Linked DNA regions of Homo sapiens: region 2 is linked to region 1. Evidence: read pairs that join two places in POLR2A ChIA-PET (ENCODE). Cell type or tissue: OCI-LY7. All regions are shown on one strand. Each heading gives the region's core, and the rest is flanking DNA. Links, peaks and the distances in the headings are about the cores only. Region 1 overlaps FAM107B (family with sequence similarity 107 member B). Region 2 overlaps FAM107B (family with sequence similarity 107 member B).

Evidence for each region. ChIA-PET counts read pairs that join two places held together with the same protein. Peaks named below come from ENCODE experiments on the same cell type or tissue, not always from the same donor. Only the 100,000 strongest peaks of a DNase experiment are listed, where the experiment ranks them.
Region 2: POLR2A ChIA-PET joins it to region 1 with 16 read pairs; 11 of 35 experiments call an interaction of 5 or more read pairs at or near these places.

Annotation. Positions count from the first base shown.
Region 1 is chr10:14,607,652-14,625,069 of GRCh38, forward strand. All of the region lies in intron 2 of FAM107B (family with sequence similarity 107 member B), which reads right to left. Among named protein-coding and RNA genes, the nearest start is that of FAM107B, 160 kb to the right of the region's middle. RefSeq lists an enhancer at 1,081-1,130. In OCI-LY7, for the core only: a CTCF peak has its summit at 10,444; a DNase peak (open chromatin) is centred at 9,700; H3K4me3 peaks cover 682 bases; H3K27ac peaks cover 782 bases.
Region 2 is chr10:14,548,679-14,555,242 of GRCh38, forward strand. All of the region lies in intron 2 of FAM107B (family with sequence similarity 107 member B), which reads right to left. Among named protein-coding and RNA genes, the nearest start is that of MIR1265, 120 kb to the left of the region's middle. In OCI-LY7, for the core only: no CTCF peak of the experiment used is centred there; no DNase peak of the experiment used is centred there; H3K27ac peaks cover 201 bases.

The sequences.
Region 1 (17,418 bases), core at 7,101-12,100:
GAAAAAGTCAAGGGAACTAGTGGCCTAAATAGCCTGCTGGGCTGTATTTAAGATTTTGTTCTGGGGCTGACACAGTTTATCAGGTGGCTTAGAGGGTCTTTACTGATTTGCTTTCAATACAAATACTGATTTCCCTTACATTACAAAGGGAACACTCCGCTGAATGGTTTCTGAGTCATTTAACCCATCACTGGTGATAGATTCTCTGATCTTGCATTACTGGAAAACATACATAATAATTTTCCATTTCAGAGCAGCAACCTACAGGGTCACCCATATACTCCACTATGACCTCATCCTTTAGCTTGGACATCTGGAGATCTTGCAAATTCATCCCTAAGGAAAATCGAACAAAGCAGAAATGACTATTTGGGGACGTAAAATGATACAAAGCAAATCAATCTGGAATAAGACGTGTTGCTTTTTTATTGTCTACTTTGGTCATTTTGTTCATGCGTAATCTTAAAATTGTTACTTTACACCCAAACCACCATGCTGAAGAGCTCCAAAGAGATGAGAAAAACTTAACAATGCCCTCAAGGAGGGAAATTTGTTTTGACATGTATACTCTTTTGTATCTTAAATTTTGCACTGTGTACGTGGACATTTGAATCGTAATCCATTCAAAAAGAAATAAAATCTTAATTTTAAAATCCTATTTTTAAGCCACGCTCTCTCATTCTGTGTCAATTATCTATGACTGTATAACACATCGCCTCAAAACTTTAGTGGCTTAAAATAAAAACACATGCTTTGCTCACAATACTGTGGGTTGGCAATTTGGACAAGGCTCAGCTGCGATATCTTATTTCTGCCCCATGTGGCATTAGCTTGGCTCTGTCATGTGTTTGCAGTCAACTGGGAGGTTGGCCAGGGACTGGCTTGCCCTGGGTGGTCTCAAAGTCCAGAAGTTGATGGCAGCTGTCAGCTCAGGCATCTCAGATCCACTTGTATGGCCTCTCAGCAGGCTAGATAGGACTTCCTCACACAACAGCCCCGTCCAGGAGGGCGAAAGAGGAAGTGGTAAGGCCCCTGGAGCTCTAGCGTTATGGGTCTAGAAGAATGATAGAAGTCTGTACATTCTACCATTAAAAATGTCACAAGGTCAGCCCAAATCCAAGATTTGGAGAAAGAGACCCCCCTTGATGGTAGAAGCAGTAGTCATATTGCAACAGGGCTTGAGTGCTGTACTAGGAGAGGAGGAATTCTTGTGACCATCCTTGCAAATAATCTTCCTCTGAATCAGACATGAGGAACTACAGAATGGAGGGCAAAGTAACAGGTGCTAACAATAGTCTCAAGGGAAATCTTTCTGATGATAAGACAAAAGCACTTTGGTATTCAACATAAAACCCACAAAGACAGATACAATACATTGGTATTGGCCTCATGGCCTCAATTGATAGGTCAAAGAAAATAGTTAATTTCTGCTTATTTGTTTTTGGTTTAAATAAGAAAAAGATGGGGGAAAGAAAAAACAACAAACGCTTTGGGACTATAATGCAACTAAGGTGCATTGGGTTCTAAATCAGTGTTTTAGATACCTATTGCTGCATAACATCTTACCATAGACTTAGTGGCTTATAACACCCACATATTGACTCGTCCTTTTTTTAGTCCAGAAATGGCATGACTGGGGTCTATGCTGAAGGCCTCCCAAAGCCAAAATCAAGATCTTGGCAGGGCTCATAGTTCATCTTGTCTGGAGCTCAAGGTCCTCTTCTAAGGTCATTCAGATTGCTGGCAGAATTCAGTTCTTTGTGGTTATAGGACTGAGGACCCAGTTTCTTTGCTGGCTGTCAGCTGAGAGCTACTCTCAGCTGCTAAAGGCTAAAGGCTGCCCAGAAACCTCATCATGTGGCCCTCCCCATCTTCCAGTCAGCAGTGTCTCAGCAAATCCTTCTATGCTTCCAATCTCTGACTTGGCCATCTAGGGCTCTAGACTCAGACTTAAAGTGCTCATGTGATTAGGTCAGGCACACCCAGATCATCTTCCTATCTTGACAGGTAACTGACTTGAGACCTTCCTTACATCTGCAAAATCCCATCACAGCAATAGCTAGATTAGGGTATGACTGAATAACTGGAGAAGTTGTGTGTATACCAGAGGCCAGGAATTGTGGAGGCTATCTTAGAATTCTATGACAGATGGAAGGACAGGCAAACAGACAGATGCTCTTTAATATAAACATAGAATGTGAGGGCAGGCAGAAGGTGGAAACCTTGGAGAGGTATCACATGCAGAGCTCAGCAGTAAACCAGGAACCAGGCCTAAGAAGGAATTCTTATTGAGTAATAACCGAATTCCCACATGGTCCGTTCAGTGGTTACCAAGTCTTCATTGACCCCTGATGACCTGAATACTGAAAACAATAGGGAAAGGAAAACGAAGTTAAGAATATGGCATCTAGGCCGGGCACGGTGGCTCACGCCTGTAATTCCAGCACTTCCGGAGGCCGAGGCGGGTGGATCACGAGGTCAGGAGATTGAGATCATCCTGGCTAACACGGTGAAACCCCATCTCTACTAAAAATACAAAAAATTAGCCAGGCATGGTGATGGGCGCTTGTAGTCCCAGCTACTCGGGAGGCTGAGGCAGGAGAATGGCATCAACCCGGGAGGCAGAGCTTGCAGTGAGCCAAGATCACACCACTGCACTCCAGCCTGGGTGACAGAGCAAGACTCCACTTCAAAAAAAAAATAAAAAAGAATATGGCATCCTAATTTTATCATTTAAATAGCATAATCATGTAAATATAACAGAAGTCCCTTTATTTTGCTTAACTGTTTTGCACAATTGTTGTATGACGTTAATGTAATATTCCATAACTCAGGAAGATAATGCCTTTCAATAAAGAGACTTAGAGAACTCATTTGTGGAAAATCTTTGTGAAAAGTTGTGTGGTTTGCCAAGCAAATATAGCACATGCATACCTTTTTAAATTAATAGTACTTAGGAAGGATCAAAATGATATGCCCAAATCTGAAAGAACATGCTAGAAACCAGATGATAAGCTGTTTCATTAAAAGAGCCTCTGTGCATGAGCATTTGTGATCACAGGAATGGAATTACTTCATTAAATATGCTAACAGCACCAACAGTAAAGATGAGTATTGTCCCCTGCAGTAGTTATCCACTACAAAAGCATTTTGCAAGCTCCAAAACAGAGCTGTATTTCATAATGTAACTGAGTACTTTGCCAATTCTAGAGAGTTTAAAAATTCAGGAGAGTTTTATTTTCCAAACATTTAATATATGTACTGCCTAAAACACTTAATTTCGTTTTTAAAGAACACTTGCTTTTCATTGTTCACAATTTTAAAATCAAAGGGACTCTATGAAATGGTGGTTCTAACTTGTAACTGCACATCGCGAAGAATCGAGAGAAACAGCTGTTACTCACATAAACGACTACTGAATGATGCAAAGATCTGCATTTTACGTTTTTTTCTTTACATGAATCCAAAACCAGAAAAAAGGATTTCCTGAGAGTCTTCCTGTGTATTAAAACTAAAATCTCTAAATAGCAAAGAGAGGGGAACAAAATCCTTAAGCGCTCATCCTGTCAAAAATATTAAGGTAACTTAATGGTCGACACTAATGAGTAAACAAACCATCTCTGCAATTAAGCAATATGAAGATAATTTCTGTAAATTTCCTAATTCAAATAACTGACATACAATACAAATGGCCAAATTTCTGTGAACATTCTACAGTTTGCTCCAACTTTTTTTTCTTCTTTCTGATATTCGCTCTAGATACAGACATTTCCATTAGCGGGAAGTATCCTTTGGAATGCTTATATTATTAATAACTAGTTGAATGCCAGTTTTATATATATATATATATATATATATATATATATATATATATATATTCACCTAACTTCTATTAATTGCAATAAAATAAGTTCATGGAAGAATGGAAGGAAGGCTAGGCTAGGACTAAAGAGATCTGCCTGGTGACCTCGGATAAGAAACTTATCCAAAGCTTCAGTTTCCTCTGGACTTAACAGTAAATGAATTCATAGTTATTTCTGTAGTCCAGAAGTGGCACGGCTGCATTCTCTGCTGAAGGCCTCCCAAAATCAAAATCAAGATCTTGGCAGGGCTCATAGTTCATCTCGTCTGGAGCTCAAGGTCCTCTTCTAAGCTCATTCATTTATAAATATGTATAAAAATATATATGCATAAATTTTTCCTTGCTAGTTATTAGCTGGGAGTCACTCTCAGCCACAAAATACATATATTTATATATTTATATCCTCATACATATAAAACATTTATATGTCCTTATACATGTGTGTATATGTGTATGTGTGTGTATGTATGAGTATAAATATATATACATGTTATATACATAAGTCCTTATTTATATAAAAAGTTCCAGCTTTAGTTGTTGTGCTCCCCAGGCTTGTCTGGAAGAGAGAGCTGTGTGATCCACTCCAATCTTAGAAGTAAAGTTCAAACTGCAGCTAATGTTAAATCGTGCCAGAGAAGGTTTACTTATTAACTCTGCTTAGAGAAGTGTGTGACCCACACATTTGAACTGCTAATGATTACTGGACTTTTAAAACTGCTGTTCAAGTAATAACATTCTTCTATTTGTTCCACCAAATTTAACATGAACTAAAATCCTAACTAATGTTAGTGTTAGCTGGATAATATTAATAAAAGTTGGAACTTTATAAGGAAAAAGAGAGAATGAATGCATGATGGAAGGACAGAGTCCTTGGGCAGCTGAGGGCAGTTTCTGGAAAGGTTTTGCAATTCTCCTTGTTCGTCTCTCAGTTGCCATCAGCACTCAGAACAACCTGCCCTGTCCTTCCTTACTTACCCTGTCCAAGATTCCAGCTTGTTCTGGTGGCCTCCTTTTTCTAAGTCCACAGCTAACACACATTGCAGGAAACTGTACTTTGACAGGCACCTGCTTTTCTCAGCTCATTTCTCTCTGCAACAATTGCTTCAGCCATTTGCTATCATTTGTATCATTTCATACACAAATAATTACAAGGACAAAATAAAGAAATACAAAGATATGATAGAACTGTCCTTGTCTTTGACAGACCAAAGAAAATAACAGACCTTTGTCCAAAATGATAAGTGACAGGCTGAGAGACAAAGACACACAGAGAAAGAACAAGTAAAAAAGACTGGGAATAAAAATGGAGACATAACTGTAGATACCCCAAAACTAAAAACAGCATACAAAACCATGATGAGCAACTTTGTCTGGAAATGCAGATGAAATAAAAATTCCTAGAAAAATACAAGTCGCTACAAAGTGACTCAGGATGAAATAGGTAAACTTTCTTTTTTTAATTTTATTTATTTATTTGAGACAGAGTCTCACTCTGTCGCTCAGGCTAGAGTGCAGCGGCGCAATCTCAGCTCAGTGCAACCTCCACCTCCCAGGTTCAAGCAATTCTCCTGCCTCAGCCCCGCGAGCAGCTAGGATGACAAGCGTGCACCGCCATGGCCGGTTAATTTTTGTGTTTTTAGGAGAGACAAGGTTTCACCACGTTGGCCAGGCTGGTCTCGAACTCCTGACCTCAAGTGATCTGCCTGCCTTGGCCTCCCAAAGTGCTAGGATTACAGGTGTGAGCCACCTCACCGAGCCCATAAACTTTCAATGAATTGAATTGGCAATTGAAATGTTATCATAGAACAATAGAAACCTAGTGGTACGGAAATTGATTTTAAGAATGATTTGCTCATGACCATTCTTAGCTTGATTTGGAGAGATTCATAATCTTTTAAAAGACAGTTTATCCATGTGACTAATGAAAAGCAGAACTTCTCTTCTTACTCAGAACTTCCTTACTTACCCCATGCCTCCTTACTAACCTGACAGTTTTTTCACTGCACAAACTTCAAGATAATCTTAATTTCCTCACTTACGCCCTACATCTACTTTGGCGACAAAACCAAGACATTGCTTTCTCTGTCATTTCTCTCAAATCTACATTTTTCTCTCCATCTCTATCAAATTCTGCCTGGCCCACAGACACACAATCCTCAGAGTGCATATCCACTAATACTGCTTTCCTTCCGTCTGCCCCACACAAGCATACACTATGACTCAAGTCATCTCACAAACAGGCCACATCAGCTAGGCTAATCTAGTAAAACAAATTATACAACGCTTTTCCCTCAAAGCTGGACGACTGGCTTTTCTTTTATTAAAATTCAAAGTCAGCTGGGGGCAGTGGCTCACACCTGTAATCCAAGCACTTTGGGAGGCCGAGGAGGGCAGATCACTTGAGGTCAGCAGTTCGAGACCAGCCTGGGCAACATGGTGAAACCCTATCTCTACTAAAAATACAAAAATTAGTCAGGAGTGTTGGCGGGCGCCTGTAGTCCCAGCTACTCGGGAGGCTGATACAGAAGAATCGCTTGAACGTGGGAGGCAGAGGTTGCAGTGAGCCAAGATCGCGCCACTGCATTCCAGCCTGGGCGTCAGAGTGAGACTCCATCTCAATAAATAAATAAATACAATTTGAACTTGCTTCTTTCTTTCCCCCTAAACAGTCGTTGTCCTGGGAGGTTCACAGATCACATGAGGTCCTGTGGGCTCTTAGAGGCTCTGAGCACGATCAGAAGCCATCAGTGTGTGTGTGATACTGAAAGCCAGGAGCCTGCATTCACCACCAAGGGAGAAACTGAGGCCTGTGCCCAGGGCGCTCTGGCATTTAGTGGTCGGGGAGCTGCTGGGAACTGGCAAAAGAGACAGAGAAGGAGTCAGGTGCAGTGTCTCACGCCTGTAATCCCAGCACTTTGGGAGGCTGAGGGAGGTGGATCACCTGAGGTTAGGGGTTCAAGATCAGCCTGACCAACATGGTGAAACCCAGTCTCTACTAAAAATACAAAAATTAGCCAGGCATGGTGGCGCATGCCTGTAATCCCAGCTACTCGGGAGACTGAGACAGGAGAATTGCTTGAACCCAGGAGGCAGAGGTTGCAGTGAACCAAGATCGTGCCATTGCACTCCAGCCTGGGTGACACAGCAAGCGAGACTCTGTCTCAAAAAAAAAAAAAAAAAAAGAGACTTAGAGAAGGAATGGCCAGTGAAAGTGAATGGGACCCAAGGGAGCTATGAATGAAACCTGGAAACCAAGTGAGACCAGGGTTTCAAGCAGGAGAGGATGTGATGGGCACCTTTGTGAAACGCTGCTACCAGGTTACACGAGACAGGGACTGTTTACCAACCCAAGAATCACTCGGGGAGCAGCAGGGGTGAAGACCTGGCTGGAGTGGCTTCAAGACATAATGGGAAAAGAGGAATTGGAGGCAGCTAGTATAGGCAGCTTTGTCAAGGGTAGTAGACGGAGGGGAATCCAGGGCCAAGAAAGGTTTTGTTTCACTGTTTTGCTTGTTTTTAAAAATGGCAGAAACTGCTGGGTGTGGTGGTTCACATCTGTAATCCTAGCACTTTGGGAGGCCGAGGTGGGTGGATCACTTGAGGTCAGGAGTTCGAGACCAGCCTGTCCAATATAGTGAAAACTCATCTCTACTAAAAATACAAAAATTAGCTGGGCATGGTGGCATGTGCCTGTAGTCCCAGCTACTTGGGAGGCTGAGGCAGGAGGACCACTTGAACCTGGGAGGTGAAGGTTGCAGTGAGCTGAGATCATGCCACTGCACTCCAGCCTGGGTGACAAAGTGAGACACCATCTCAAAAAAACAAAAAAAAAGGCAGAAACAAATAATTTTCTATAAGCTGATAGGAACGATCTTGTAGGGAGAGAATTAATGGATATCTTTTGGTCTTCTGGACATTAAGCCTAGGCCTTGCTGAAGTGAACTCTACTCTAGCCAAGTTTCCTGTGAGGCATAAATACACCCACTTCCACCTCCCAATCTTCATTCATGATGTTCCCTCTGGCAGAAATGCTCTTCCTCCCCTCTGTTAGCAGATCCAAGTTTTGCCCATGCATTAAGTTTCTGTTCAAATCTTAGGTCTGCCACAAGGCCTTCCTTAACTTTTATAACCTAGACCAAGTGCTTATTTAATTTTTTAATAGCACTGAGCATTTATAAATTACTTATTAAGTATCTCTGTGTGGAAAGGAGTGAGCTAGATTTGGGAACAGAGTAAGTTAAATAAAAAGCACCATTCCATACTCGAGAAGCTAACAAACTTCTTATTTGTCCTAAGCAATAATTTTTTGTATGTGTTCCCTAATTACCTTGTCAACTTTGAAGGCAGGCAGGAATCAATGTTTTAATCTTTTTTAGTGCCTAGCACAATAAGTACTTCATAATCAGAGCTAGATAGATATTTATCAAATTAAATTAAAAATAAATATGACGGAATTACTTAGGCATACTTCCCAATTGTATAAAAGAATCACAAAAACTTCCCTTAATAGTTTATTCCTTCAAACATTTTGTAACAATTATTTTAAAACTTTCTAAAAGAGGTTGGATATGTCCCTGCTATGTTAAATAAAGAGCCTTAAGGACAGTGGCTTTTTAAAAAAATAATAATAATATTGACCTGCTTGTGGATGACTGAACTGAGTATCTTTATTGAAAATTTTGATAAAGCTGAACTAAGGGCATGTTGCATGTTTGTTGGAATGACTCTTCTTAAGACTCAGTTTTATATACAGGAAAAAATCTGATTAGCAGTTCTATGGAGCTACTGGAAACTCGAGCTTCAAAAACACCACAGAAATGAAAAGACAAGGGGCATTGTTTTTACTGAGATTTCCATAATTCTCACTCCTCTTCTGATGACATAAAGTAAGCCCAGGGGACTATTAATGAGGTTGAAAATGAATATGCCTGAGCTGTAATCACACCAAGAAATGGATAAAAGGTATTGTTCCATTGCCTAGGTCAGCCTGGTATAAAAAAATGGAAAGACCCAGTGGGTATATTATTGGCAATTTTGTGGCAGACTTTCTTCTAGGCATATTGGAGAACACAAAACTTTACAGAGTAAGAACAGCAATAATGAAAGGCACACTCGAGAGAGTAAGGAGGCTGGACTCAGTGGCTTATGCCTGTAATCCCAGCCCTGTGGGAGGCCAAGGCAAGCAGATCGCTTGAGCCCAGGAGTTGGAGACCAGCCTGGGCAACATGGGGAAACCCTGCCTCTGCACAAAAAATACAAAAATTAGCTGGGTGTGATGGCACATATCTGTGGACCCAGCTACTTCAGAGGCTGAGGTGGGAGGATGCCCTGGGAGGTCAAGGCTGCAGTGAGCCATGATTGTGCCGCTGTACTCCAGCCTGGGTGACACAGGGAGACCCTGTCTCAAAAAGATAAAAATAAAATAAAAGAGAGAGAGAGAGAGTAAGGAAAGTAAAAATAAAAATAAGGCAGGCAGGTGGGTGAATAAGAGAAGGATAAGGAAGAGAAGAAAAAGGAGAGGAGCAATAGGAGAAAAGAGAGAAGAAAGAGAACCGAGAGGAAGAGCTAATTACAGACAAGAATGCAGCAGGAGTGAAGAAAAGGAAATAAAGAGGCTGGAAAGGAAAAGGAAATTAACTGACTCGGGATATTTTCAGTTTTTTTTGAAGATCATGCCCCGGTTTTCACTGTGAATGAAAGACTCAGGAAACAAGCCTTTCCTGTTGAGACCTGTGTGTAATTCCTGCTCTGCACCTTGCTAGCAATTGTTGCATATCAAGATAAAAGCATCTGCAAAGAGAAGGGGCTTGCACTTGAAGGTGGAGCAGGGGGGCCTTACTGGTTTTAATCCCTGGAGAGGATACATGTCTCTCAAACTTGCAACAGGAAGTGAGGGAGAGCCTGGGTCTTGCTCACAAGGAGTCAAGCCACTCAGGAGACACTGTCTTTTCAAAAATGGTCTAAACTGAATATGATTTAACATAAAATTGTACATTCTGGCATCTGAAGCTTAAGATATCCTAATTTCACAATTGATGGCTGCTTAGAAGTGATGAAACACGTAAGTGGCTATCTGTGTTTGAGCAGAGACAAAAGTAAAACTGTGTGCTCAGAGCTTCAACACATGTAAAGCAAGAGCAAGCTGTCCTGGTAGGGAAGAAAGGACACTGCTGCATCTAGGAAGGTGCTGTCCGGTCAGGAGTAAAGAATAAACAACTAGAGACAGTTTCAGGTAGACGCCAAAAAAAAAAAAAAAAAAAGGCCTGAGACAGGCCCATGACCCAGAGTTTGGTGCCTAATTACCATGGTGGCGCATGCCTGTTTTCCCAGCTACTTGGGAGGCTGAGACAGGCGAATTGCTTGAAGCTGGGAGGTGGGGTTTACAGGCGTGAAGCACCAAACCCAGCTTCTTGAAGTGAAATTTATATACAGTAAGATTTACTCTTTTTAGTCTACAGATCTATTAATTTTGACTCATGTAATACAGTTGTGTAACCACCTCCACAATTATCATAGGGAATATTTCACCACCTAAAAAAGTTGACTCATGTCCCCTTGTGGTGAGTTCCCTCCTCCCCACCCACAGTCTCTGCAATTTTTGCTCCATAGTTCTCCCTTTTCCAGAATGCAACATGAAGGGTATTATACAGTTCAGTCTCCTTCAGGGCTGCTTTCACTTCACAAGACGCTTTTGAGATTTCTCTATGTTCTTGGGTGTATCAGTAATTCGTTCTTTTTATTTCCAAGTGGTATTCCATTGTATTGTTTATCTCAGTTTATCCATTTACAGTTGATGAACTTGGCTTGTTTGCAGTTTGGGGTGACTATGAATAAAGCCGTTATAAACATCTCACACAGGTCTGTGTGAGAACATATGTCATATGTTTTCATTTCTCTTGGGTAAAAACCTAGGAGTGGGACTGTCGGGTTGTATGGTATTATGGGTTGGATTCTGTCCCTTGCCCCCACGCCCCCCAAAAAGATGTTGAGGCCTAATCTCCAGTCTTCGAATGTGACCTTATTTGGAAATAAGTCATTACGGGCCGGGCTTGGTGGCTCATGCCTGTAATCCCAGCACTTTGGGAGGCCAAGGCAGGTGGATCACTTGAGGTCAGCAGTTCAAGACCAGCCTGGCCAACATAGCGAAATCCCGTGTCTACTAAAAATACAAACATTAGCCAGGCATGGTGGTGTGAACCTGTTATCCCAGCTACACAGGAAGTTGAGGCAGGAGAGTCGCTTGAACCCGGGAGACAGAGGTTGCAGTGAGCCGAGATGATGCCATTGGGTACCAGCCTGGGCGACAGAGTGAGACTGCTTAAAAAAAAAATAGTCACTGCAGATGATGTAATTAAGATGAGGTCATATTGGAGTACGGTGGCCCTTAATCTGACTGGTAAGTATCCTCATAAGAGGAGACGAGACACAGAAACAGACACGCAGGAAGAAGATGGTCTTGTGACAACAGGGGCAGAGATTGGAGTGATGTATCAATAAGCTAAAGGGTGCCAAGGATTGCCAGCAAGTACCAGAGGTTAGAAGACATGAGGAAGGAAACTCTCCTATAACCTTCAGAGGGAGCTTCAGAGGGATTTAGAGGGAGCACCGCCTGTAGATCCCTTCATCCAACACTTGTAGCCACCAGAAGTGCGAGAAATAAATTGCTGTTGTTTTAAGCCACTCACTTTGCGATACTTTGTTACAGCAACCCTAGGAAAATAAGGCAGTACGGTCAGTCGGTGTACATTTCACTTAATGGGCACTTTTTCCCAAAGTGCCCATATTGACGTTCCCACCAGCAATGCATGAGAGTCCTGGTTGTTCTATGATCCATCAGCAGTCGACACTAGCAGTGTTTTTCATTTTAGCCATTCTAATAGGTGAAGAGTGGTTTTAATTTTTATTTTTCTAATGGCTTATTATGTTGAGCACCTTTTCATGTGCTATTTGTCATCCATATATCTTCCTTAGCGAAGCTTCTGTTCCAGTCTTTTATCCAGTTTTTATTGGTTGTGTGTATTTTCTTAATAAGTTGTAAGAGTTCTTTTACAGGCATGTGTTTTCTAAATATTTCCTCCCCATCTATGACTTCTCTTTTTATTTCCTTAACAATGTATTTTGAAGAAGAAAAAACTTTAAATTTGAAGGCTTATTTATCCATGCCTTCTTTTACGATTTGTGTTTGTGTCCTAGCTAAAAAAAAAAAAAAAAAAAAAAACCTTTGCCCAAGCTAAGCACACAATTACATTCTCTTATGTTTTCTTTTAGAAGTTTTATAGTTTTTGCTCTTACATTTAGGTCTATGACGTATTTCAAATTAATATTTTCATATGGTGCTAGGCAATGGTGTAAAGGTTGAATTTCTTTTTTTTTCATTAGTATACAGATGTTCCATTGTTTGCTTTTTGAAAGGACTATGTCTTATACATTGATGAACTTGGTAGCTTTGTTGCAAATCAGTTGACCGTGTAAGTGTCTATCTACGTCTGGACTTTCTTTCTTTCTTTTTTTTTTTTTTTTTTTTTGAGATGGAGTCTCGCTCTGTCGCCAGGCTGGAGTGCAGTGGCACAATCTCGGCTCACTGAAACCTCCGCTCCCAGGTTCAAGCCATTCTCCTGCCTCAGCCTCCTGGGTAGCTGGGACTACAGGCGCGTGCCACCATGCCCAGCTAATTTTTGTATTTTTAGTAGAGACGGGGTTTCACCATGTTGGCCAGGATGGTCTCGATGTCTCGACCTCGTGATCCGCCCACCTTGGCCTCCCAAAGTGCTGGGATTACAGGCATGAGCCACCGCGCTTGGCCTATTTCTGGATTTTCTATCCTGTTCCATGTCTCTGTATATCTAACCTTTCATCAACACCACCCTTTCTTATTTGTATTACTTTACAGTAACTCTAAAATTCAGGTTTTGTGAGTCATCTAACTTTGTTGTTCTCCAAAATTATTTTGGTTGTACTAGGCCCTTTGCTTTCATATACATTTTAGAATAACGCTGATTTTTTTCAAAATGCTTACTGTATTTTTTTTATTATTATAATTTAAGTTCTGGGATACATGTGCAGAACATGCAGGTTTCTTACATAGGTATACACGTGCCATATTGGTTTGCTGCACCCATCAACCCGTCAACTACATTAGGTATTTCTCCTAATGCTATCCCTCTCCCAGCCCGCCATCCCCCCACAGGCCCTGGTGTGTGATGTTCCCCTCCCTGTGTCCATGTGTTCTTATTGTTCAACTCCCACTTATGAGTGAGAACATGCCGCATTTAACTGATGTCTTAATATATAGTCTTCTGACACATGAACATAGTATATCTCTCCATTTATTTAGGTCTTGTTCGATTTCCTTATCAATGTTTTGTACTTTCCAGCATACAAACCTTACATACATTTTGTTAAAGTAATCCCTAAGTATTTCTTGGTTTTGATGTTATTGTAAATTATACATTTTTAGAATTTCAATTTCCAATTATTTATTGCTTGTATTTAAAAATACAGTTGATTCCCACAGATTGACCTTGTATCTTATGAACTTGACAAACTCACATATTATATTTCTTAGTCATTTTTTAAATAGTTCTTTGGGATTTTTAATGTAGATAATCATGACTTTTGCAATAAAGACCATTTTATTTCTTAGGTTCTCTGTTTTTTTAAATTTGGCATTCTTTTCAGGGAATTTCAGGGAAGAGGCATGTCCACAGCCAGTGAGGAGAGTGAGATTTGGTTTCACATTTCGATGTTTTGAAAGCAACATTAAACTGCTGTTTATATTATGTAGACTCCTTTCTTACTTTTTCTGTTTAACAGAAAAATTCTGTGGCCCTGTTATTTGTGTTCTGTGACTGACTCCTACTGCAGACTCTTTGATTCTAGATCTTAAGTGTTCAAACTATAATATTCCCTTTGGATGAAATATTTCCTCCTGTGGTCCACTTTTTAAAACGTATATGAAATGGGACATTTTGTGGCTAGACATAAGCCAACGCCACAGGGCAAGGAAAAATTAAAACAAGACATTTGATTAAAGAGTGAAGACAAGGAATTAAAGAATATAAAAAGGAAACTAATTTTTACCTTAGTCAGGCTGCAATTCTATTAAAAGAAACAGGATACATGGCCCTGAGAACTCCCCTAGGTTCCCAGACTAGAAGCATCTGTTGATTTGAAGCTGGGGAAGAGAGGAAGGAGCATAAACAAGATTTGAAACAGGATTTGGCTTTTTTTGAGGCCTTCCCAGCCGATGTGGGGTGGCACCAGCCCCATTCCACAGCTCGCTTGTTAGCTGCTGAAAGCGGAGTATAACGCTTGGAGAGCAAAAAGAAAGGGAAGGAAAAATTCTTCAGAGTAAAAAAAAATGTACAGAAGTACCTTGCAGTTAAGAGAGGGTCTGCCAAGTCAATGAACACTAACAATAAAATATGTTCAAGTTGCTCTGTGATTCCAGGTCTTTTCTCTTCCAACTAATCAGATGCATCTTAAATACCCCAAAACATGACCGCTTATACCAACAAAGCTTTTCCACAGTCTCTCCATGGAGTAACATTCCTGGCTTTTCATCTTGGCTTCTCCATCAACACATTTAATAAAGTCCATCTTTCAATATTCATTCAATAAACATCCATGCATCCAACGGGGGCCAGGCAATATGTCAGGACCTAAGAATATGGAGATGAAAAATGAGGTCACTGCCCTCAGCAGACTTACAGCCTAGCAGAGGAGACAGACATTGGAGCAAACATAATACAATAAATGCTGTGATGGACAAGCACCTGGGAGCTAGTATGAGAGATTTTTTTTTTTTTTTTTGAGATGGAGTCTCGCTGTATTGCCCAGGCTGGGGTGCAGTGGTGTGATCTCGGCTCACTGCAACCTCTGCCTCCCTGGTTCAGAGATTCTCCTGCCTCAACCTCCCGAGTAGCTGGGACTACAGGTGCATGCCACCATGCCTGGCTAATTTTTGTATTTTTAGTAGAGACGGGGTTTCACTATGTTGGCCAGGCTGGTCTGGAACTCCTGACCTCGTGATCCACCCGCCTTGGCCTCCCAAAGTGCTGGGATTACAGGCATGAGATTCTTAAACCAGGCCAGAGAGAGAAAGTCAGAAAGCTTCCTGGAAGAGAAGGCATCTAAGCAGCACATTAAAGCTTCCGTACACTAGACACACTCTTATTGGCTATTTTGGTTCAAGTACATGGTCAGTTAATCAGAACAGGAAATTACAGAAACATAATGTATGCCCTAAACACTTAATTTAACATAAACATATGTTGAGCATTTGTGTCCCAGTTTATTTGACTGCAGGCTCACAGTTTTCCTTTAAACATAAATCTTCTGATTGGAGTTCCCTGTAGAAATCACAGGGATTTCTTTCCTGTAGAAATCACCACACTCCTAATGCATTCATTAACTACACAATTTCTAGTTTGCCTCTTCAAAGGGGAACAGGAATGTGGAGAGAATTGCAAAGCAACCTGAGTAAAGCATCCTTCTTGACTGATACTAGTTTATCCATCTGATACAATTCTCTTACCCACACCTAATTTGACAGCATTTTGTTTTAAGCTGCTCATGTTCATTCTTGTCAAAGCAATTGACTTGATTTTGATTATCACAACCCTCTTTCTTTTGGTGTTCATCTTTTGTTGATTTAATATTTAATTATACAACAGTATTAAAATAACAACTAGCACAACAACGCAATAAAGCAATAAGGCAAACGCACCTTATTCTTCTTAAGCAAACAACTCAATCAGTAGACACAGAAGTAGGTGGAGGACAGCTTATCACCTGCAAAAGTCCAGCAGGCCACAAGACTCACCCTGTGCATCTTTCATCAGGAATTTAGGTGACAGTTAATCCCAACTGTGGCTAAATAAAGATCTGGTAAAACATCTACTGCAGAAAAGGTACAGACATTCAAAGGAGAGTGACCAACACAGAGAGCTGAGATGGGCACAAAGGAAGCACACATATTCAGAGGAGGAGTCGGGAGAGCTCAGGCGTCAAGCTAACTAGCTCAAAACTGGGTCAGCGTGGTGGCTTACGCCCGTAATCCCAGCATTTTGGGAGGCCAAGGTGGGCAGATCACATGAGGCCAGGGGTTTGAGACCAGCCTGGCCAACATGGTGAAACCCCATCTCTACTAAAAATATAAAAATTAGCTGGGCGTGGTAGTGCAGGTCTGTAATCCCAGCTACTCAGGAGGCTGAGGCATGAGAATTGCTTGAACCTGGGAGGAGGAGGCCGCAGTGAGCTGAGATCGCCCACTGCACTCCAGCCTGGGGGACAGACGGGGACTCTGTCTTAAATAGATAAGTAAATCGCTCACACTTGGGCTATGTATCTTAAAGGCATATGAAACAACTCATTTTCCTTAATTTTTCTGTCGCTCAATGAGAATGTCAAACTCATCTTTCTCAACGTCAACACTGAACACTGGTGAAGACACCACTATTTTAATGAACATGCCAACATTTGTTACAAAGCCTTCTCCTGAAGAATGGAGCATCACAATATATCAGTTGTGTCATCAGCAACCACCGTACTGACCCCTAAAGGGCTCCTAGCAAACATAAAACAATGGAGAGGCAGGTGAGGGAAGCTGGTGCCCAATTCACAAAACCCACAGAGGATCATTAAAAAACCACTAGAGGCTTTGAAAGAGATCTATTAACTATACAAACAATGGAGTGGCTATAAGGATGGTGAATAAAACCATGAAAGCCATCAGAAGACGTGAGAAGTGTGGAAGCTGTTCCAAGGCTGGTGGGAAAAGCTGGAGAAGAAATGGCCAAGCCAGTTTCCACTGGGTCACGGCTTTGTCTATCCTGCCCCATCTCAAAATCAAAAGAACTTGAGGGAGTCTCAGCACTTCTGGGAGGCTGAGGAGGGTGGATCATTTGAGGTCAGGAATTGGACACCAGCTGGCCAAAACGGTGAAACCCCATCTCTGCTAAAAATACAAAAATACGCCAGGTGTGGTGGTGTGCGCCTGTAATCCTAGCTACTCGGGAGGCTGAGGCAGGAGAATTGCTTGAACCCAGGAGTTTGAGGTTGCAATATACAGAGATCCTGCCGGTGCACACCAGCCTGGATGACAGAGCAAGACTCCGTTTCAAAAAAAAAAGACTTGAGGGTCAACTCCCAAAGAACTTGAACGTCCCTGAGTCCGTTTTCGTATTTGAGCATAACAAGCTGCACTCATGACAAATGTCATAAAATAACTAAAGCAGCTGGCAAACGCAAGAAAAGAAAAACAGAGTGGGTGGAGCTGTTAAATCAATAATACAGAGGTCTGAGAAGCAGAAGCACATACATAAGGAAGTTCCTTTCTCCAGATCAGTAGATATTCAAGGGTAAGAACTCTGGTAATCCACTGATCTAGGTGGATGACAATAGTTTTGTTGATCAGAATGTCATGTGTGGCCGGGCGTGGTGGCTCACGCCTGTAATCCTGGCATTTTGGGAGGCCTAGGCAGGTGGATCACTTGAGGTCAGGAGTTTGAGACCAGCCTGGCCAACATGGTGAAATCCCGTCTCTACTAAAAATA
Region 2 (6,564 bases), core at 1-5,000, 66 kb before region 1:
TCGCCTCATTGGCCAGAACAGTGTCACATGACCACTCTAGCCGCAAAACGTGCCAGAAAAATGCAAATTGGCATCCAGCAGGGAAGAGGGGATGGCAACGGCTGTCAGGTGGACAATCAACCCTCCTCTACAAGTACACATGCACACGCACACACACGCACACACACACCGACTGAATGCTGAGTCCCCCCAAAATTCCTATGTTGAAGCCCTAACCCCCAAAGTGACAGTATTTGGAGGTGGGACCTTTGAAAGGTAATTAGGTTTAGATGAGGTCATGAGGCTGCAGCCCACATGATGGGATCAGTGTCCTTATAAGAAGAGGAAAAGAGACCAGAGCTCCTTCTTTCTCAATCTCTCTCCCTGTACTCTCCAGCCTCAATGCCATGTGAGGACACAATGAGAAGACGGCTGTCTGCAAGCCAGGAACCCAATCTGCTGGCACCTTGATCTAGGACTTCTAGCCTCCACAAGTGTGAGGAAACCAACATCTATTGTTTAAGCCACCCAGTCTGTGGCATCTGTTATGGCAGCCTAAAGAGACTAAGACACATACAAGAGTCAACTGCCTTCAAAGGCAGGCCATCCTCCTGACAAGGGGCTTGCGAGGCCCCTCAGTTAACTACTCTGGATCCCAGCTCCAAGCTGAAAGGGAAACAAGAGCAATCGGAGTTTCTTAGAAGTGCTGAGTACTCGCAGCATCTATAATAAAAGCTGCAATAAGCAATAAAGATGAGAGAAGTTTAGGCCTTTTGGCCTCAGCTTTTCCATTTATGTGAAGCCTCCCTTTTAAACTAAGGGGGCTTTGGCAAAAGTTTAAATGTAAACACATTTGTAGTGAGTGTGGGTACTGGAATAAGGGAGTAAACTACACTGCCTCTGAACTTTCCCTGATTCAACTCTGCACATTAATTCAACTCCCTCTGGAGGCTTGTGGTTCCAGGACGCCAAGCCTTGCCATTTTCCCACAGGCTGCCCTGTAGAGTCACGAGTAAACAAAAGCAGGGCAACCCCAGCTCCATGAGACCGTTCATTCACCACCGACAGTGATCTCAGTCACCCCATCACAGCACACCCAAACCCAGAAACTCGAAGTGATCTCCCCACAGGACTCAGCTGAAGCCTTTCACTATCTGTATGGACAGTAACAGACACAGGAAAACTTAAAAGCTGAATGGGAAAATGACCGCATCCTGCAAGTGAGCATCCTACTTGGCAAACAAGGAACACAGAATGATGAAAGCCTAAAAACAAAGAGCTCACTGGTAAATACCCAGACATCGGGTGCCACATGTCTATAGAGCATAACAACCGTTTTTCTTACGGGAATGGAAAGGAGGCTGTTTTAGAAAATATTCAACATTTCAAAAATTCATCTAATTCTGGAGTTAAAAGAGGCCTTCGAGAAATACCACTTCATTTTAGTGATGAGGAACAGAGACATCAGTCATAATCCAGATCCTATAGAAGTGAAGTGATCCGATTTATCTTGACTCCAACAGGATGCTTTTAAGGATCATTTAGGACTACTGCAGTAATCTCATGTCTACTTTGTAAGCGTCCATCCTCAAGTCAATTCTCTGTCTGTCTCTCTCAAAACAAAGCCTTAATAGTCACTCCTTCCCCACTACACAAGTCTGTGAGAACAACCACCACCTACCACTGAGTCTGCAGCTCTAGTCCTCGGCTGTCAGGTATGAGGACTTTTGCCCCAAGAACCAATACATATCCTCCATCAAGTTACTCACTCTGGCAATTCATTGCATTGCAATCAAGTCTGTTACTACCTAATAACTCTATGGTCAAGTGATGTTTGCCCAAAGTCTCAACACACCATCGAGGGATTTAAATCCTACAGCAGCAGTATGACTCAGGGAAAGAACAGAAAAAGGTGGCGTGGCACCCCTTAAGTAAATGCTCCACCTGATACGAAGTCCACATGAAATGGAGAAATCGGCTTCTTTCCCTGAGTTACCCAAGTTGTCATGCTTTCATTTCTTTTGTTGTAACAGGATTCATTACCCAAGAACCCAGCATCCTATCAGCTTTGACTTCACTCACAGCTCTTATCACAAAGGTCAGAACTTTTTTTAACAGTACCTTTTTCAAGTTCACATAAATAGGAGCTACTGGTTACTTTAACTAAATGAAAAGGACAAGGACAAAGGACACGTTAACATACTCATAATGAAAACTTGTCTTTTACTGACAGCTGGTTATAGAGGAAATCACTCATCACTTCGAGAGGAACAATTGTAAAATAATTATGTAACAAGAAAATACAGATCATCATAGCTAACTACTTCCTTTATGCCTTAAAAAAATTAATCTGAACAGCTTAATTACAGTAGGATAGTTTTACCTCCTTAAATGGATTAAGTACTTAAAAATGTAGCACAAAGGCCATGAAAAATGAGACAATTCTTTTAAAAGTTTTCCGAGGCAACTCAGAGTTGAAAGAACAAAATCTAAAAGTCATTCTCTACATTTTGGTTTATAATTTTGTTTTGTTTTGTTTTGTTTTTTGAGATGAAGTTCGGCTCACTGCAATCTCTGCCTCCCAGTTTTAAGCGATTCTCCTGCCTCAGCCTCCTGAGTAGCTGGGACTACAGGCGCCCACCATGCCCGCCTAATTTTTGTATTTTCAGTAGAGACGGGGTTTCACCATGTTGGCCAGGCTGGTCTTAAACTCCTGACCTCAGGTGATCTGCCCGCCTTGGTCTCCCAAAGTGCTGGGATTACAGGTGTGCGCCACCTCACCCGGCCGATAATCTTACAAATGTCAAACTGAGTAAGATTCCAATTATTTGTGAGTATACTTTATTCAAGATTTTAAAATTCAGTTTATAGTAGAAAGTACATAAACACAGTGGTACATGGGACATGTTAATTAGGAAGGACACTATTTTCCTTTTTTTTTTTTTAAGGACACTATTTTCCTAATTTCATCTATGAATCTTTAGAATTGAAGACATAAACCTTATTTTCCACTTACAAAATGTATTAGCTCTGGAAAAAAAAATATCTGTATTACCATTACTATAAATCATTATACCTGATAACAACATATTATCACCAATGTTAAGGAATATCTTTTTCTCCTTCTATAGTTTAATCCACTGAAATGCCAGTCTCAATAGTCCCTATTTGTACCTTTCTGGCTTTATCAAATTCTCCCCAGTTCTCCCCCAAAAAGGCTTCAGAACCTTCTTGGTGGCCTGTGACACTAGCTTTTCATATTTCAACCCTACAGCGGTTGGACTGTGCTTCCTGTCTACTTTTGCCACACATTTAGCCTCTCGGAGACCTGCCTTCTGTGACATATGGTGTAGTTCTATTGTAAAGGATTGTGAACTATTTTATTTAGTGTAGAGAAAAGAAAAATGACAGCCTTAGAGAAACAAAACATTTTTAATTTGAAAAGGACGGTCTGTGTGATCACATCTACTCTGTGTAATTGCCTGTGATAACCGGCATGGCTATGTGTGACCCTCCCACCTAGAAATGATGCTTGGGAAGATCTTGGTGGGAACCACAGAAGGAAGGAGGATGTTGCAAAACATTGCCACTGTGATGACCAAAGTCCTGAACCCTAAAATGGGTCACGGTGAATCCACTCAATGGTGATGGAAATACAGCTAAGAAAGACTCAGTTATAAGCACTTTCCTTCTCTGCACAATTAGACTTGCTCTAAAGAACTCAGATAAACTTTCTAAAATATCTCAGATCGGAGGCTTTCAAACGCACTTTATCTATATACAGTGATCCACTACCCACACACACCCAACAATGAAAAAAAAAAATGAAGTCAACGTTTCCAGGAGAAATACATAGCCTTTACAACATGCTGTATACTGTGATAAGTTCATTATTTTGGCCAGGCGTGGTAGCTCACGCCTGTAATCCCAGCACTTTGGGAGGCCAAGGTGGGTGGATCACTTGAGGCCAGGAGTTCGAGACCAGCATGGGCAACATAGCCAAACTCCATTTCTACTAAAAATACAAAAATTAGCCAGGCACACACTCGTAATCCCAGCTACTTGGGAGGCTGAGGCCCGAGAAAAGCTTGAACCCGGGAGATGGAAGGGTTGCAGTGAGCCAAAATCTCACCACTGTACTGGGTGACAGAGTAAGACTCCATTAAAAAAAAAAGTCATTATTTCACTTCGTTGTAATGCTTGTTGTGACCCACTAAACTAATTTTATGACCCACTAACAGACTGCCTAGCAGCTTGGAAAATCCTGCCCTAATTCACTTACTTAAACTTGCCACAGTAATTTGGCAGCTCTCTTGAGACTAGCGAAAGCACACAAAAACGTCCAACAGCAATGTACATTGGATGAGCTTGCTCTATACCACCTGTCATGATCTCTTCCAAATGGGAAACATTTAAACAGTTTTATTTGGGTTAATATTACTGATAGTAAGACATCATCTTCTCTTCCACCTAATCTTTAAACTACCTTCTCCAATTGTTAAAAAATAATCTCAACTCTTTTTACCTGTGTGTGAATGAGGGAGAGAATACAAATTAAAGATGACTTCAATAATTATATCTGTTCACAGGTAAGTTTTTCCCCTACATCATGATGAAAGCTGAGGAATAAAGATGACCGAGACAGTAAATTTCCCCACACTTACTAAAATACTTTGTAAAGCAGTTCCAACAGTTTCTCTATCCACAAAATTAGTTTCAACTGCATTCTCCTTTAAAAAAAAAACATAGTGAAAGTCAGTTAACAAGTTTCTTAATGCCAAAGCAATCATTCTATCTGCATAATTTTCTAAGAAGCTGAACAAAATTCCACACCCTTAGCTCAAATTAACAATGGGTAAGAAGGAAGTTCTCTGGTCCCTGGTACCAGGAACCAGTCAAGGGCCATTTAACCCCACCACACAGGAAACTGGGCAAAAAGAGTAGGGGAGACACTAAGAACTGAGGCACTTTTCATACTGACCAAAACAGATGAGGCAACAGTAATAGTATGACTCGCAGAAGGAGCCCAAGCTTTAGAGTCTGAGAAACTCAGCCCAGCTCTGCCACATATCAGCTGGCCTTAGTTCAGCAGCAAAAACAACAAAAATAATTACTTAACTAATATTAGCTTTGAGCTGGGCAGTCCTAACTGCCATTATCTCAGTGAATTTTTACAACACTCTGAGGTAGGTTCTGAGGGCCAGAGAGGCTAAGAAACTTGCCCAAATTCATAAAATTCATAACAATTAATAATGGGAGGGCCAGGCTTCAAACAGGCTGACTCGTTTTAAAGCGGTTCAGGGGGCTCAGGTAGCTTTCTGAGCCCGTTTTTCCTTGTCTTCACCTCCCAGGCTTGCTGCAAGGTTTGCCGCCTCTGGCCCATCCTAAGAGGCTCACTGCCACACATATGTCATATATAATTAATGTATAGTAGATATGGACTCACCTGATCACAGGCATCTCAGATAAGCTGGCCTCGCCTGTTCAGAGAGTTAGAAATGGGCTTTTTCTTTATCTCCTTTTCCTCTACCCTCCCACTGCCTTACTCCACAAACACACCTCCCCCACGAATACTTCCCACCTACCTTATGGCACTGCAGTTCACAGCACTGCAGGCATGAGAAACATGACACCCATCATGAGTAGGTTTACTAAAGGAAGGGAGGTGAGTGCTAGCATTGCTCAGACAGGGCAAAGGTGCCAGGTAATTCAAAGCCAAGACAATGACAGTCAGAGAGTCATAAGGGCCGGAACTCAGACTGGGCAGGAGGAATGAGCTGGGAGAACCATTAGATTAAACTTATTTACCCAACAAGGTCTTTGCCACCCAACAGAAGGGAGGCAGGAGAGGGATGAAGGCTGGTACTGCTGGTGTGAAATGGACTGGACCAGTTGAGACTTGGGGATCTGGTACAAATGAGAGGGGCAGGGTCTCAAACATGCCAGGAGTTCTGCTTAAGGCAATAAATAATCTCACAATGGAGTGTAGCGTTGCATAAACATTGGTTTTGGAAACAGGAAGTACCAGCACCAAGCAGCTAATAAGTTTCAACAGAACATTTCAAAACAGGGTTACACTGTCCCTTTCTTTCCTGTGTAAGGTAGATGACAAATGCTATCCCCTCCAATCCTCTACCAAAAAAGTGGGTGAGCAGAAGCAGCGATGGGTGGTCAATGAAGTTCACAGAAGTATATCAACCAAAAGCTCATTTAATCAAGTGGATGAAAAATATGTCAATAATACACCATCATCTGATGACTGATTCAGGCATTTTTTAAAGCAAATATAGAACAATTGTGAGTATGCAAGCTCCTATGGTCTAACAAGTTACCTGTCAATGTCAGACCGAAATTATTAGTTGTCATAGCAGCAGTACACAACACTGCCTGCTCAGATTAGTCATAAGCAGTTGAGCTCTTTGTTTTACATTATAAATATACAACTAATTATTATAAAAACTATCTTCCAAGTATTAAGAAATCACTACTTTCTCAAACCAGAGGGATTTATAACCAAAGTCATAATCTTGACTTGGAGAAAAGCACCCATAAAGCCTAAATGACATAAATTGAATTTATAAATGT